Linked DNA regions of Homo sapiens: all the other regions are linked to region 1. A link is a contact called in ENCODE Hi-C or POLR2A ChIA-PET data. All regions are on one chromosome and are shown on one strand. Each heading gives the region's core, a stretch centred on a gene start or an enhancer-like site at or near the end of the contact. The rest is flanking DNA. Distances are from core to core; before and after follow the strand shown. Region 1 holds the start of SLAIN2 (SLAIN motif family member 2). Region 2 has its middle 15 kb from the start of OCIAD1. Region 3 overlaps FRYL (FRY like transcription coactivator).

Evidence for each region. A loop is a pair of places that touch in the nucleus more often than their neighbours do. ChIA-PET counts read pairs that join two places held with the same protein, here RNA polymerase II (POLR2A). Pooled maps may share reads with other maps.
Region 2: a pooled map shows a loop between it and region 1 (3-fold over the local background). The contact joins the enhancer-like site here to the promoter of SLAIN2 in region 1. A Hi-C loop is called at or near these places in 2 of 50 pooled maps. POLR2A ChIA-PET finds 5 or more read pairs at or near these places in 4 of 52 experiments (Caco-2, IMR-90, activated CD8-positive, alpha-beta memory T cell and 1 more).
Region 3: a loop to region 1 is called in a pooled map, with 2.2 times the contacts of the local background. The contact joins the enhancer-like site here to the promoter of SLAIN2 in region 1. A Hi-C loop is called at or near these places in 1 of 168 maps with a recorded cell type or tissue (mammary epithelial cell), 1 of 37 single-sample maps with no recorded cell type and 10 of 50 pooled maps. POLR2A ChIA-PET finds 5 or more read pairs at or near these places in 3 of 52 experiments (GM12878, Panc1 and WTC11).

The regions. Positions count from the first base shown.
Region 1 is chr4:48,339,624-48,343,273 of GRCh38, reverse strand. It overlaps SLAIN2 (SLAIN motif family member 2), which reads right to left and starts at 1,745. Exons shown (of 8, transcript NM_020846.2): 1 at 1,146-1,745. The coding sequence starts at 1,534. RefSeq lists silencers at 1,265-1,574, 1,715-2,054 and enhancers at 885-1,798, 2,205-2,324.
Region 2 is chr4:48,813,996-48,817,645 of GRCh38, reverse strand. It overlaps a transcript of OCIAD1 not described here. Among named protein-coding and RNA genes, the nearest start is that of OCIAD1, 15 kb to the left of the region's middle. Within about 2 kb of position 1,930, at least 2 of the 41 ENCODE cell types and tissues checked have a DNase peak (open chromatin) inside an H3K27ac peak, as active enhancers do.
Region 3 is chr4:48,673,454-48,677,103 of GRCh38, reverse strand. The region is part of intron 3 of FRYL (FRY like transcription coactivator); the gene reads left to right. Among named protein-coding and RNA genes, the nearest start is that of FRYL, 100 kb to the left of the region's middle. Within about 2 kb of position 1,705, at least 5 of the 41 ENCODE cell types and tissues checked have a DNase peak (open chromatin) inside an H3K27ac peak, as active enhancers do.

The sequences.
Region 1 (3,650 bases), core at 496-2,995:
TCAAATACAAGAAGAAAGTGAGCCTCAGAGTAACTTGCTCAAGGTCATACTGCTAGTAAGTGGCAAAACCAGGGGCGAACCCAGGAAAGCTCTTAACTACCTCAGAACACTGCAAAGTTCCAGCCCTGCAATACCAGAGTCTATGAATGATTTCGATTTCACTGTTAGAAGTTTTAATTTCAATAGAGCAGAGACATTTTAGCTAAAAGTTAAAACTTTAAGAAAAATGAATTAAGACAAATAATTGCCCACACACATCTTTATAATAAAACGAGAGGAAAAGCCTCCCATGTCCTATTTATGAAAGTGATATTAAGGTGGGGGGGCCACAATTTCATCAAGAAGTGGCTTATGACAATATAGCTTTGGTTTAAATTTTTAAATAGGACTCTTTTTCTCTGCCCCTAGAAGGACGTGGAAATGAAAGATGGATGTGATAACTGTCAATTCAGAGCTCTGCAAAACGCCAGACTCAATTCTTGTTTTAGAAAATAAGAGCCAGGGCTCGTTCCACCCTTGACTCTTCACACAGAGTAACAAAAAAAAAAAAAAAAAAAAAAAAGCAGCACCATCCTCTGCCCTCTCTTCACACAAAGCAAGGTTTACCCCACTACCCAAAGGGGAGTGCTGATTCATACGGTCTCCCCATCCCCGCCAGAAATGGGTCCCAAACACCAACCGCTGCATAGACGTAGACGACTCTGGTCTGCCCCTGACCCCCACACCTGGTGATACCTCATCAAGCAGACCCCTCTCCTACATCCAGAATGCCCAGGGCCACCATCCGAAAGCCAGTATCTTACACAAAGCAGGATCCCTGCCTACAAAGCAGTTTCCCACCTCCGACTCCTCCCCAGGCGAACAGCCCTTCTCAAGCTGCCCCAACCCACAGACCCCAATAGGGTCCAGCACTCAGAAGGTCCACAATCCAAAGGACAACGAGCTACAACCCTGTTACTTGCGCACGCCTCGAACCCCCAACTCCAGCTGACGTTCCCTCTGCCAAAGCAAGAAAACCACAAGTCGCCACAGGAGAGCGGACCCGGCTACACAAAGCGAGGCGCCCGACCAGAGGGACCCTCAGAGGACGCTCTCCGCCCCCGGGCCCGTCCCCGCCCAGCTCCTGCCCGGCGCCTCGCGCTCACCAGCTCTCCTCCTCCTCCTCCCAGCCTGACAGGCGCTCCAGCTCGTCGGGCCGCAGCGGCTCCACCTCGTCCAGCAAGCCGCCCTCGCCCGCCGCTAGCAAGGAGGTGGCGTCCCGCAGCTCTTCGCTACTCGTCCGCCTCGGGCCCGACCCGGGCCCGCCGCCCGACTTGGCGCTGAGGCCCAAGGGGAAGCCCCGAGGAGACGCCGCGCCGGAGGAGGGAATGGACGCGCCGGCCCGAACCGGGCTGCCGGGCCCAAGGGAGCCGGCGCCCTGCACGGCCCCCGAGCGGCTCCTCAGCTGTTCGTTCTGCTTCTCCAGCTTCTTCACCAGCTCCTGCAGCTTCCGCACCTCCTGGTCCGCGTTCACGTTGGAGTTAACGTCCTCCATCCCGGCCCCGCCGCCGCCGCCGCCTCCGCCGCCCGCTCGCTCTCGCAGCGACAGGGAAAGAGACGGAGGAAAGAGGCGTCGCCGCCGCTCACTCTAGCCGAGGCGCCGGCATATAGCAGGACCAGGCCCCACCGCCAGGGTCCCCCCACCTCGGGTTCCAAAGCGCCGCTGGCCCCAGCCGAACTGCCTCATCTGCGCCGGCTCCGGGATTGGGGGAGGCGGCGCCAATATCCGGCCCCTGCCGCCATCTTCCCTCCGTCCCTCCGCCCCCCGCGGGCCGGCCCAGTCGGTGACCTCAGAGCGTCGGGGGTGGACGCGGCCGCCGGCGGGCGCTGAGAGGACCCGGCGCCAGCTCGCGGCGGGGCGGGGCCACGGACGGGGCCTATGGGGCGGGGCCGGTGCTTGAGGGGCGGGGATTAGGCCGGAAGGGGCGTGTCGGCGGATGTGGGACGCGGCCGGGCTGGCTAGGGAGGGTCCCTGCAGAACGGGAGGCCAGCAGAAGGCTCGCGGCGGGCGGGGCTGAGGTGGCTAACAAGGTCCTCGAACAGCCTCGCCTGTTGGTCTGGGCGTGTGGGCGTGTTCTCCACCCCTTACAGGGAGTGTGGGACCCGCGGGCCAGTCTCGCCCTTGTTCCGGGCCGGATCTCGAGTGGGCGCTCAGCCCGGCGGTGGAGAGACAGTTTACTTTGTTCAGCAAATATTTAATCGATGCCGACTTTTAATTGGAGATTGTCTCGGCTGGCAGGAGCCTCTAGACTGCCTGTGTCCTGTTTCTTCCCCTGAAAATAAGAAACCCCAGTTTCAGACAGTTAAGAGAGGTCTAAGGTCAAAATAATCATAATTTCTTGAGTGCTTCCTACTGGCCAGACAGTGTGCTAAGCACTTTTAAAGGCATTATCTCATCGGTTAAAACATAGTTTTCCCGACTTAAAGTTTACAGCACACTGGGGCGGAAGCGGGGGATAGTAAACCGCTTCTCTACTCCCTTTCTCCGTTTATTGACTCACACTCTGTTCTTTGGATCACTTCCTTCGGAAAAAGTTCCTCGTAGTGTGTCTTGACTTTTTTAAAAGTTGTATGTTAAAAGTAGTTAAACACGCTGACAGATACTGAAGAATGAAGAAAATTGTAAGAATGTGAAGTCTGCCTTTAGAATGCGGCAGGAAACCTAAACAAAACTTAAATGCTTTGTTTTGATCACATTATCACAGTCGTTGGTCTTCAGAGGTCAATTGTGAACGGCTTTGGCTTGTGTTTGCAGCTTTTCTTCAGTTGCCGCCTCCACCCTTAGTTTAATAACAATGATCCAGTCCTGTTACACCTGAGTGTGGACTCATGCCATGACTGACTTGCTTCTACCCTTTAGCTTTTCTAGTGCCATATTCTCCGCCTGCCATATCTGATTCTTTTCTTAAATCCCATACTCTCTCATTCAGGAAACCTCTTCCCAACAATTCCACAAAGATCTAATTATTCTGCATATTCTAGCACTACGTGATCAATAGTTCTCAATAGGTGTTTGCACTTTTTTTTAAATTGCTTTTTTCTCTAAGAATTATTTTTCGTTTGTTTTTGTCTGTTTACTTGATTTAAGGACACTTCATTTTTGCTTCCCATGTCTAGTACACTGACACAGTGGACACTCAATACTTGGTTTGTTGAAAGTTAAGTAGACTATAAGTTCTACTTAAAACCACGTAGCTATTTATTCGTAGCAAAAAACGTATTTGTGTTAAAAGTTTGCTGGCTAACTATAAGTCGAGTATTTTTCTAGCTATACAGACCTAGTCAAAGGATGTGATTGTTTGCTAACATAATTGTCAAGTAATATATATTATCTGTGTAATGCTCATCTAAATATCATTGCTCTTTCTGACCAGTCTGAACTTGTTGCCGGAGGGTTAAAAATCATGACTACTTCACGTGTAGCAGTTTTCACTTGCATTCAATGCTTTGTAAAATAGATTCCAACTAGTCAGTTTCTATAAGGCGAACCCTTCAAATATACTCCTTGAAAAGAACAGTTCACCGGACATTATGAAGTTAGCACTAATGTTTGTGGGGCAGGAAAAGCTGTTGTAGTGTGGAACAATGAATTAAGAATCAGAAAGCCTGAT
Region 2 (3,650 bases), core at 681-3,180, 470 kb before region 1:
AGTGGAACCCACTGAGCTAGACCACTTGGCTTCCTGGCTTCAGCCCCCTTTCCAGGGGAGTAAACAATTCTGTCTCACTGGTGTTCCAGGCCCCACTGGGGTATGAAAAAATACTTCTGCAGTTAGCTCGGTGTCTGCCCAAACAGCCCCCCAGTTTTGTGCTTGAAACCCAGGGGCCTGGTGGGAATCTCCTGATCTGCAGAGTGCAAAAACCATGGAAAAAGTGTAGTAACCCGGCTGGGTAGCACAGTCCCAGGTGCCACTGGGGGTATGAAAAAATACTTCTACAGCTAGCTCAGTGTCTGCCCAAACAGCCGCCCAGTTTTGTGCTTGAAACCCAGGGCCCCGGTAGGAATCTCCTGATCTGCAGATTGCAAAAACCGTGGAAAAAGTGTAGTAACCCAGCTGGGTAGCACAGTCCCTCATGGCTTCCCTTGGCTAGGGGAGGGAGGTTCCTGGCTCCTTACACTTCCCGGGTGAAGCAACGCCCCACACTGCTTCTGCTTACTCTCCATGAGTTGGACCCACTGCCTAACCAGTCCCAGTGAGATGAACTGGGTGCCTCAGCTGGAAATGCAGAAATCAACCACCTTCTGCGTTGGTCTTGCTGGGAGCTGCAGGCCAGAGCTGTTCCTATTCAGCCATCTTGGCCCCTCTCCCACCCCTTTTTTTGGGGAGGAGGGAGTCTCGCTCTGTCACCCAGGCTGGAGTGCAGTGGCCCAATCTCCACTCACTGCAACCTCCACCTCCCAGATTCAAGCGATTCTCTTCTCTCAGCCTCCCGAGTAGCAGGATCACAGGTGTGTGCCACCATGCCCAGCTAATTTTTGTATTTTTAGTAGAGACAGGGTTTCGCCATGTTGGTCAGGCTGGTCTCAAACTCCTGATCTCGGGTGTTCCTCCTGCCTTGGCCTCCCAAAGTGCTGGGGTTACAGGCGTGAGCCACGGTGCCCTGCCACCGTTTCAAATTTAAGCCTAATAATAAACAGTTAAGAAGTTGTATTTTGAGAAGCAAGCCCAAGTTTTAAAAGATATTATTTCAAAGTTTTATAAAAGTCAATATTTATTCAACAAAAGCCAGTATTTATTATCTTCCTTTTTTTTTTTTTCCTTTTAGACGGACTCTTGCTCTGTTGCCAGGCTGGAGTGCAGTGGCGTGATCTCAGATCACTGCAACCTCCGCCTCCCAGGTTCAAGCGATTCCCCTGCCTCGGCCTCCTGAGTAGCTGGGACTACAGGCATGTGCCACCATGCCCAGCTAATTTTTTGGCCAGGATGGTCTCAATCTCTTGACTATATTTTGTATTTTTAATTGCCATTAGCATATATCAACTAAGCGCTATATAGATGTCCTGATCGCCTCCAGTTTATTCTAATGAACTGCACAAAGATTAGCGTTTTTCTATGTGTGCCATGATATTAAAAAGATTGGGACATATTGGCATAGAATGTCTAAACAGAGAGAGAGCGAGAAATGCACAGGTGGATAAGTCGACATAAATGGGAGAAGGGCTTACCCATCCTGTGTGACTAGCAGGAAGAAGGTAATGAAAGTTATAGAATACAGGCCACTTTATACATTTGTGACAGAAAGACAAAGTAGTTGAAGATATTGGCAAGAGAATGGTTGAAATTATTGGCAATGGAATTGAAGCTAAGTAGGGATGAAAAGAAAACAATCAGATAGGGATAAAATTAAGAGTATCAAAGATCTAGTAGTCAGTATGATGCCAAAGAACAGGTATGTGCGGGATTACCTATGTGGGAGAGCTGAAAGAATATGATGTTGACTAGATGGTGGAATGTAAATATTTCATATTCAATGAATTTATGCCTTGGCCACAAAAAGCTTTGTTGTCATTAAAACAGAGGCGATGGGAAGTGAAAGGGAAAGTCATTTGCGACCCTGGGGTTTCTGAGCTGCTGTCTAGTTCAACAGTTTGATTTCCTCCAAGCCAGTGGAGTAGAGATTTGAGAATTTTACAAGAACTGAGATAGCCCTGTCTACATTATCAGAATCTAGTTCAGTTCATGAGTCACAGAAGTAAATATTTGTTCATATGTCAGATCTACTGTAGTTTTCAGACTTTTATCAAACTGCAGCACTTCTTAAAGATCCTCCAAAAAGCAGGCTTACCAAGAAATGTAAATTCCCTGGCAGGTTTTGCAGGTCATTCCAAAAAAGCATAGTTTCATGCAAATGAAGTTTCAAGACAATTACCTCCCAGCTATTTCTTGCAAATACATTGTCAATCCTGAGTCTTGTCTAGAGAGAAATCTTGCATCTGCCACTGTGTGAATTTCTTCTAGAAATAATTTATTCTTTTCTTTTTTTTGAGATGGAGTCTCACACTGTTCCCCGGGCTGGAGTGTGGCGCGACCTCAGATCACTGCAACCTCCGCCTTCTGGTTTCAAGCAATTCTCCTGCCTCAGTCTCCTGACTAGCTGGGATTACAGGTGCACACCACCACATCCGGGTAATTTTTTGTATTTTTAGTAGAGATGGGGTTTCACTATGTTGGCCAGACTGGTCTCGAACTCCTGACCTCATGATCTGCCCACCTCAGCCTCCCAAAGTGCTGAGATTACAGGCGTGAGCCACTGCACCCAGCCTCTTCTAGAAATGGTTTAAGAGGACTTCACAAATCCTGGACTCCCAGAATGTATCTTAATATATAGACTATTATTTTGAGGCATATTTTGTTCTTGTTTTCCTTTTTTCAGCAGAAGATGAAGAGAAGCATCAATAAAATCATGGAGCCCATGTGTCAGTATGAATATGAACCTAAGAAGAATCTATTAATACCTCTGAGATACTAAATCATATAAAGTTATAAAGTACCTAACACAGCATCCAGGACTTGGTTTGCATGCAGAAAATGTGAGTTCTTTTTTGTTTTTCTTGAAGATTTAAAGTACTAGAAAGGAGTTTGGAAAAGAGAGAGAGAGAGGTAAGCATAAAAGTGATATAGCCTATATTGTTAATTTAGAACCATTCCCGGTAAACTATTGCAAATAATTTGTCTAACTTTGTAATTAAAATTTAAAACAAAAAGTTTATTTTTAAGGGGAAAATAGGGCTTCCAGTGATCATTATTCCAGCTCTAATCGATGCTGTTGTGTAAATTATGTTATTTTTGTTTTTGCCTTAATTCCAGCTCTATCTCCAATATTCTGAGTATTGCATTCAAACACCAATCTGTCTACTTTGTTATAAATATGAAGAGTCAGCTCTCAGTCAAAAGTTAGAGGAGAGTTTTTTCCACGTCTAGGTGACTTTATAATTTCACTATAACAAATATTTGAAAAAAAAAAAAAAAGGCTTTCTGAATAGCCATACTCTGCTTTTCTTTCTTGGACAGTTTCATTTTCAGGCAGAGGCAAGGATTAAAAAAAAAAAAAAAACCCCTCCACAGGAGGTGACCCTTTCTACAGTGCTCCTCATGCTGTCAATCAAACCGAGAACCATCTGTCCCTCTTTAGATTTCAGGAGCCATCTTGCACATCTGCTGTGCCTTTTCTATTGCCACTTATAGAACACACTAAGAGCTGTTAGATGAATTAGGGGAACCAGAGTGCAGCTGCATGTAGCTGGTTTGAATTTTGCAGCTGGGTCCTACACATCAATCTCAGTCTTAAAAAATTTTTT
Region 3 (3,650 bases), core at 456-2,955, 330 kb before region 1:
CTTTGGTTTCACCAATATCCTCTATTCCTCTGTAAAATATATTTTTAAATGCCTGTAGAGCACACTACTAAATACTGATGAAATTCCCTGCTACCATTTCTGCTCCTAACAGGCTAAGTTGTGGGCTTAACAAGAATTGGTTATATTTTTAAACAAATCTGTTTATGCCAGTTATACTTATTGTGATTATGTAATTCAATTAAATATTACATAATTCAATAAAGTGCGATTCAAAAGCAAGAGTTGTTTCAGTGTAAACAAAGTTGAATGCTTTGGTTAGACTTCATAAAGATTAATTCCCGAGAAAAATGTGCATTTGAATTTCACATAGGCCAGGAAAGTATACAAGATTGGAAGGATTTTGCCCTTGGATACCTTCAGTTTCTTCTGTCACTTTAAAGAAATTGAAACTTGGCCAGGCGCAGTGGCTCACGCCTGTAATCCCAAAACTTCGGGAGGCCGAGGCGGGCGGATCACGAGGTCAGGAGATTGAGACCATCCTGGCTAACACAGTGAAACCCCGTCTCTAATAAAAATACAAAAAAAAAAAAAAAAATAGCCGGGCCTGGTGGCGGGAGCCTGTAGTCCCAGCTACTCAGGAGGCTGAGGCAGGAGTGTCCCCGGAATTGGTGGTTTCTTGGTCTCACTGACTTCAAGAATGAAGCCGCGGACCCTCGCGGTGAGTGTTACAGCTCTTAAGATGGTGCGTCTGGAGTCTGTCCCTTCTGATGTTCAGATGTGTTGGGAGTTTCTTCTTTCTGGTGGGTTCGTGGTCTCACTGGCTCAGGAGTGAAGCTGCAGACCTTCGCGGTGAGTGTTACAGCTCATAAAAGCAGCATGGACCCAAAGAGTGAGCAGTAGCAAGATTTATTGCAAAGAGGGAAAGAACACAGCTTCCACAGTGTGGAAGGGGACCCGAGTGGGTTTCCAATGCTGGCTGGGGCAGCCTGCTTTTATTCTCTTATCTGGCCCCACCCACATCCTGCTGATTGGTAGAGCTGAGTGGCCTGTTTTGACACCGTGTTGATTGGTGCGTTTACAATCCCTGAGCTAGATACAAAGGTTCTCCATGTCCCCATCAGATTAGTTAGATACAGAGTTTGGACACACAGGTTCTCCAAGGCCCCACCAGAGCAGCTAGATATACAGAGTGTTGATTGGTGCACTCACAAACCTTGAGCTAAACACAGGGTGCTGATTGGTGTATTTACAAACCTTGAGCTATATACAGAGTGCTGATTGGTGTATTTACAACCCCTGAGCTAGACCTAAAGATTCTCCAAGGCCCCACCAGACTCAGGAGCCCAGCTGGCTTCACCTAGTGGATCCTGCACAGGGGCTGCAGGTGGAGCTGCCTGCCAGTCCCGTGCTGTGCACTCGCACTCCTCAGCCCTTGGGTGGTCGATGGGACTGGGCACCGTGGAGCAGGGAGTGGTGCTCGTCGGGGAGGCTAGGGCCACACAGGAGCCCATGGAGTGGGTGGGAGGCTCAGGCATGGCAGGCTGCAGGTCCCCAGCCCTGCCCCGCGGGAAGGCAGCTAAGGCTCGGTGAGAAATCGAGCGCAGCGCTGGTGGGCTGGCACTGCTGGGGGACCCAGTACACCCTCCGCAGCCGCTGGCCCGGGTGCTAAGTCCCTCATTGCCTGGGGCCAGCAGGGCTGGCCGTCTGCTCCGAGTGCCGGGCCTGGCAAGCCCACGCCCACCCGGAACTCCAGCTGGCCCGCAAGCGCCGCAGGCAGCCCCGGTTTCCGCTCGCGCCTCTCCCTCCACACCTCCCTGCAAGGTGAGGGAGTGGGCTCCAGCCTTGGCCAGCCCAGAAAGGGGCTCCCACAGTGCAGTGGTGGGCTGAAAGGCTCCTCAAGTGCCACCAAAATGGGAGCCCAGGCAGAGGAGGTGCCGAGAGCAAGCGAGGGCTCTGAGGACTGCCAGCGCGCTGTCACCTCTCAGGAGAATGGCGTGAACCCGGGAGGCGCAGCTTGCAGTGAGCCGAGATTGCGCCACTGCACTCCAGCCTGGGCTGCACAGCGAGACTCCGTGTCAAAAAAACAAAAAAGAAAAAAGAAATTGAAACTTGAAGTCATAGCTGATGTACATGGGTTTCGTTTTAGGCAAAAAGACAATGGCGTAATCAGCATATCTGCCTTGCAAGATAAGGCCTTGGCACTATATCAAAAGGCTGGGGAATAAACATGAATTTTATATTTTAAGTTAAAATAAAACTTTTAGTGAACCTCTTGATCTGTTTTTCCCCCAATTTCTACTTCAATGGAGTTTTGGATTAAATAATTAGACAACAGTTGTGTTACAGCAAAGGGCTTCTACTATATATAGCTGTATAATGTTGCTATTTTTTTTTTTTTTTTTTTTTGAGACAGAGTCTTGCTCTGTCGCCCTGGCTGGAGTGCAGTGGAGCGATCTTGGCTCACTGCAAGCTCCGCCTCCCAGGTTCACGTCATTCTCCTGCCTCAGCCTCCCGAGTAGCTGGGACTACAGGAGCCCGCCACCACGCCCGGCTAATTTTTTGTATTTTTAGTAAAGATGGGTTTTCACCGTGTTCGCCAGGATGGTCTCTATCTCCTGACCTCGTGATCTACCCGCCTTGGCCTCCCTATGTTGCAATTTTTAAGAGAAATCATTTATTTGCTATTCCTACTTAATAAAGAAATCAAAATGATCACATGTGATGTGATATAATCTTATCCTATTCATGAAATGCTTAAATATCCTTAGACTGTTTTTTTGTATGTGTGTGTGTAGAGTCCTAATTATGTGATCCAAGACTGGTTTCACTGATAAATACTAGTAGAATTGGAACTTATATTATCTATATTCAGGTATAAATGTTGGTGGGAGGAAGATATTATTTACTGATTCAGAATGTACTAACAATGTTTTCTGACTGTTGAACAGAGAAGTCCTTCTATGTCTCGGATTGGGTTATTTTATTCTGATGGAATCAACATTAATATTGTCGCTGTTCATTCCATTTGGAATCAAGGATAAGGGTTAATGTAACAAAAAATATATTTTAACATTGATTTTTATAAAATTCATCAAGAACAGAGACAATGATACATTTAACAGAAGAAGATATATACCACCATTAAGAATGGAAGAAACATATGAGCACCTTCTATATTCTGGACACTATTAACTTGTTCTGTTTTACCAATAACTGAAGTGATCTCATTTGTCTACCTATTTAGTACATATGTGTTCCATTCCCCACATCAAATAGAACATAAGCTGAGCGTGAACTTTGTTTTGTTTCATGTGTTCCAAGGCTTGGGACATAATAGTTGCTCACTGATTGAAGTTAGTGAATGTTATCTAAGTCCTCTTGACAACCCTGTGAGACAGGTCGTTATCTAGAATTTTAAACATTCCTGGGAACTTAAAATTATTTGAGGCCTTTTGATTACTAAGTGATATAGCCATGCCATTGTTTTAAAATAAGGCGTTTGCTCCTTCTACTCTATTGCATTGCATTATTGTTTGATGTTTTTGAATCTTTAGGTATACAGTATTTTTTTTTTAAAAGACTAGTGTGTCTGATGGGTGCAGTGTCATGCACCGGTAGTCCCAGCTACTTATGAGATTGAGGCTGGAGGACTACTTGAACCCAGGAGTTCCAGGCTGCAGTATCCAATG